Linked DNA regions of Homo sapiens: region 2 is linked to region 1. A link is an interaction called in ENCODE POLR2A ChIA-PET data of the cell type or tissue named here. Cell type or tissue: OCI-LY7. All regions are shown on one strand. Region 1 has its middle 30 kb from the start of CCDC198. Region 2 overlaps SLC35F4 (solute carrier family 35 member F4).

The links. ChIA-PET counts read pairs that join two places held together with the same protein. Peaks named below come from ENCODE experiments on the same cell type or tissue, not always from the same donor. Only the 100,000 strongest peaks of a DNase experiment are listed, where the experiment ranks them.
Region 2: POLR2A ChIA-PET joins it to region 1 with 10 read pairs; 2 of 35 experiments call an interaction of 5 or more read pairs at or near these places.

The regions. Positions count from the first base shown.
Region 1 is chr14:57,462,925-57,465,424 of GRCh38, forward strand. No RefSeq gene overlaps it. Among named protein-coding and RNA genes, the nearest start is that of CCDC198, 30 kb to the right of the region's middle. In OCI-LY7, no CTCF peak of the experiment used is centred here; a DNase peak (open chromatin) is centred at 1,327; H3K4me3 peaks cover 1,331 bases; H3K27ac peaks cover 2,422 bases.
Region 2 is chr14:57,693,529-57,696,028 of GRCh38, forward strand. The region is part of intron 1 of SLC35F4 (solute carrier family 35 member F4); the gene reads right to left. Among named protein-coding and RNA genes, the nearest start is that of SLC35F4-AS1, 120 kb to the left of the region's middle. In OCI-LY7, no CTCF peak of the experiment used is centred here; no DNase peak of the experiment used is centred here.

The sequences.
Region 1 (2,500 bases):
GGTACTTTTCACATACTACCCAAGGGGAAGGAAGTGTGACAGAGGGGAAATTGGAGGGGAAAACATGATAGCCTTTATAAACCAAAATTTTTTATTTTTACTAGACTTTTTTTGGAGTAGTTTTGGTTTTATAGAAAATTTGAGACAAAGGTACAGAGATTTCCCAAATATCCCTGCCCCCACGTATGTACAGCCTCCCCTGTTACCAACATCTCCCACCAGAGTGGCATATTGGTTACAACTGATGAGCCTATGTTGACACGCAATGCTCACCCAAAGTCCATAGTTTACATGAGGGCTCACTCTTGGTGTTGTGCGTTCTATGGGTTTTTGACAAATGTATAATGACATGTATCCACCATTGTAGTATCTTACAGAGTAGTTTCATTGCCCTAAAAATCCTCTGTGTTCCACCTATTCAACTCTTTCTCTCCCCTAATCCCTGGCAACCACTGATTTTTTTTTTTTTTTTTTTTTTTTTTTTTTTTGAGACAGAGTCTTGCTCTGTCACCCAGGTTGGAGTGCAGTGGCGTGATCCCAGCTCACTGCAAGCTCCGCCTCCCGGGTTCACGCGATTCTCCTGCCTCAGCCTCCAGAGTAGCTGGCACTACAGGTGCCCACCACCACGCCTGGCTAATTTTTTTGTATTTTTAGTAGAGACAGGGTTTCCCCGTGTTAGCTGGGATGGTCTCCATCTCCTGACCTCATGATCCACCTACCTTGGCCTCCCAAAGTGCTGGGATTACAGGCATGAGCCACCGCGCTGGCCACTTTTGCACATTTTACAAAAACATGTAACCAAGTTGTAGTAAGCTCTTGGCGCCCCCATCGTATCCCCACAGGCCTTAATTTGGCTTGGCTTTTACCAGCATCTGTATCTGTGAGCCTGAGAACTTCTCTCCACAGATAGACCTGAGGATACATGGCATTTAAGAAGTACCAGATAATTAATTCTTCTTCCCTCATGCTCTGGCAGCCATCAACCAATGACTGACTAAAGGTGGTGTATCAGACCCCAGCATACTTCTTCTATAGATGAGATAACTTTGAGGCACAGAATTCCCCAGCAGGATTAAGCCTGGTACCCAGAATAGTAACTTCCTTGATTATGCCCCTTGATTGGCAGCTTTCCCTGTCTCACTTTACTCCTCTACTGGTATTTCGTGGCATCAGCTCCAACATAAACTGCTTGCATTTCATCCTTGTCTGCTCCTGGAGAACTGTAATGAAAACTCATGTAAATGATTTGCTAGTGCTCCTCCCAGGGCAGAGGACTGTGTGCACGAGGGGCCTTGAAGCTGAAGCTTCCTGAGCTTCATGGTACGTTGCCTCCACCTGTTTGCTACTTCAGGAGGGCAACATCTGTGGACTACAGCACAGTAATAATGGCAGCAAGACATGTTTTGGTAGAGAGTGCCTGAGATAGGCCCCTCATCTCCCTGCCCCATAGGTTATGGAGAATATTTAAGAAGTTTCCAAGGCTTCCAAAGCAGAGTAGGGGGAGGGGAGCTGAGAATTGAGAGCCATGGGGATTTCTTAGCACAGCATGAGGCATGGACAGCCTACCTTAGGGACTGTATAGAAGATATAGTTGATTATTTAAGGATGAGTCACACCCTCTAGACTGAGGTGGTGACCATCTCAGCAGGAGAAAACCACTGGGCTTCTTCCTGAGCAATCATTACACAAGGCTAGTGCTGAGAGTATGGTGGGAAGTGACACCAGCCAGGGAGGTTGGGGTAGATGCTCAGGAGAGAAAGGCCGATGCCCAAGATCATCAAGATGGGTATCGTTCAGTCGAGGCCAGTTTGGACAAAGGATGGCACCAATGAGCTATTCCCCACATGCCCCCAGGATAGCACCATAATCAAGGCCTGTGTGTCTTCCCCCAGCCATGGACCCTGGCTGGGGAGGAAAAAGGGAGAGTGGGAGAGAATCCTGAGGGTGCACTTCAAGCCAGGAGTGACAAAAGTACCCTGGATTGGTAAGAGCACAGTTTTCAATAGTAATGGAAAGGGGAGCTTGAGACTTGGAGTTACAGAGAAAGGATATTCCAAGATAGTGTACCCTGAGACATCTCCCTTGTGATCGGTGAACTCACTATTTACCCTTGAGCATTTGTCTTTGCACAGTGTTCTGTTGGATAAATTCCGAGAAATGGTTTGCAAAAGCTGTTGATTTTAAAATATAGTTCTTTTATCCAACACCCATTTAATTCCATTATTAAATCAAAAAATGTTTCAGTTGATTCCCTTGGGTAGTCCAGCCATATAATTACTTCCCCTGCTAATTGTGATGCATTTATTTTCATGGTTCCGTAGTTGTGTACTTCTGGCTTTTGTTCTGTCTTGTTGAACTGATTAGACTTCTAGAACCACTCTCACACACAAAATCTTATTTTATTCCTAATTTCAATGGTAATAACATTGTTTGGTAACTAGTGTGTATTGAGCAGTTATTATGTGTCAGGCATTGTTCTAAGCACTTTATGTGTATTATC
Region 2 (2,500 bases), 230 kb after region 1:
CTAGCCAGAGCCCATCCCTTTATTTTGGCCCATCCCTTTGTTTCCTGTAAGGAATACTTTAAGTTAATCTATAATCTATAGAAACAATGCTTATCACTGGCTTGCTGTCAATAAATACGTGGGCAAATCTCTGTTTGAGGCTCTCAGCTCTGAAGGCTGTGAGACCCCTGATTTCCCACTCCACACCTCTATATTTCTGTGTGTGTGTCTTTAATTCCTCTAGCACCACTGAGTTAGGGTCTCCCCGACTGAGCTGGTCTCGGCAATTTGTCCCCTAACTTTTTTTTTGCTTAATCTGTGTAGGTTCTATGCCCACACAGCACAGGTGGTTAGATCCCCAATCAGAATTTGAGCACGTATCAGACGAATATATTTTCCCAAGAATTCTAAATCTGGTATATTTATGATGCTTGAACCTAGTGTCAAACTTCAGAGATGAAAAAATTTCACCCAGTTCAACTCCTTCATTTACTAAAATTCCTTTAGAAAACAGTAAATTATAACATGGATTTAGAAAAGTAAACGAACTGAAGACACAGAATTCAATCATTTGTAACATAGTCAACAGCATGTAACCCCTTCCCATGTCAAGAAATAGAACATTGGGAGTACCTGAGATGATCTCTTCATACCCTCTTGAAATCCTACCTCTACCTCCAAGTATAATTGCATCTTTGGCATTCTTCATGGATTGACCACCAAAGAATGGATCCTTAAACTCTATTGACTAGCTTTGCTTCGTTGTTTTCAACATTCAAATAGGTACTTATCATTGTTTTCAATATTTAAATAATCAAATAGGTATTTATCAAAAATTGTGTGATACAGTTGTACATCCTTTACATAAACAGGATCAGATATCACTTTTTGTGTGCCTTGCTTTTTTCATTTTACATAATGTTTGTGAGACTCATAGAAACATTTTCTGTAGCTCTAATGTACTCATTTTTATTGCAGAATATTATTCCCTTGTATGACTATATCACAGTTAGTTACATATTTTCATGTTAATAGAAACAGTTTTTCCAGCTTGTAACTATTTGAACTAATGTTGAGAGTTTGATAGATATTTCACAGAATCTATCCCTCAGTTTGGGGAAAACTGACATCTCCACACTACTGAATTTTCCAATCTGTGAACATAGCATATCTCTCCATTTATTTCTGTCTTGTATTTCTGTCTTGTCTCTCGATAATATTTTACAGTTTTCTGTATAGAGGTCTTATACATAATTTGTCAGATTTATTCTTATTTGATTTTTGATGCTATTGTAGATGGCATTTCAATTTTTAAACTTTCTGTTTATTGCTGATTTAGAATTACAATTACCTAATTGTATATTTCTAATATAGTAGCCTTGATAAATTCTCATATTAATTTAAAACTCCTCTGTAAGTTCTTTTGGATTTTCTATGTACAAAATAATATCATGTGTAAATAATGAGGATTATTTATACATCCCTTCTTTACACGTTATACAAAGATTAATTCAAGATGGATTAAAGACTTAAATGTTAGACCTAAAACCATAAAAACCCTAGAAGAAAACCTAGGCAATACCATTCAGGACACAGGCATGGGCAAGGACTTCATGTCTAAAACACCAAAAGCAATGGCAACAAAAGCCAAAATTGACAAATGGGATCTAATTAAACTAAAGAGCTTCTGCACAGCAAAAGAAACTATCATCAGAATCAACTGGCAACCTACAGAATGGGAGAAAATTTTTGCAACCTACTCATCTGACAAACGGCTAATATCCAGAATCTACAATGAACTCAAACAAATTTACAAGAAAAAAACAAACAACCCCATCAAAAAGTGGGCGAAGCACATGAACAGACACTTCTCAAAAGAAGACATTTATGCAGCCAAAAAACACATGAAAAAACGCTCATCATCACTGGCCATCAGAGAAATGCAAATCAAAACCACAATGAGATACCATCTCACACCAGTTAGAATGGCAATCATTAAAAAGTCAGGAAACAACAGGTGCTGGAGAGGATGTGGAGAAATAGGAACACTTTTACACTGTTGGTGGGACTGTAAACTAGTTCAACCATTGTGGAAGTCAGTGTGGCGATTCCTCAGGGATCTAGAACTAGAAATACCATTTGACCCAGCCATCCCATTACTGGGTATATACCTAAGGGATTATAAATCATGCTGCTATAAAGACACATGCACACGCATGTTTATAACAGCACTACTCACAATAGCAAAGACTTGGAACCAACCTAAATATCCAACAATGATAGACTGGATTAAGAAAATGTGGCACATATACACCATGAAATACTATGCAGCCATAAAAAATTATGAGTTCATGTCCTTTGTAGGGACATGGATGAAACTGGAGACTTTTATATTATTATTTTCTAATAAAATACAAAAATTAACTCAGGATGGATTAAAGACTTAAATGTAAAACCTAAAGCCAGAAAAACCCTAGAAGAAAACCTAGGCAATACCATTCAGGACATAGGCATGGGCAAA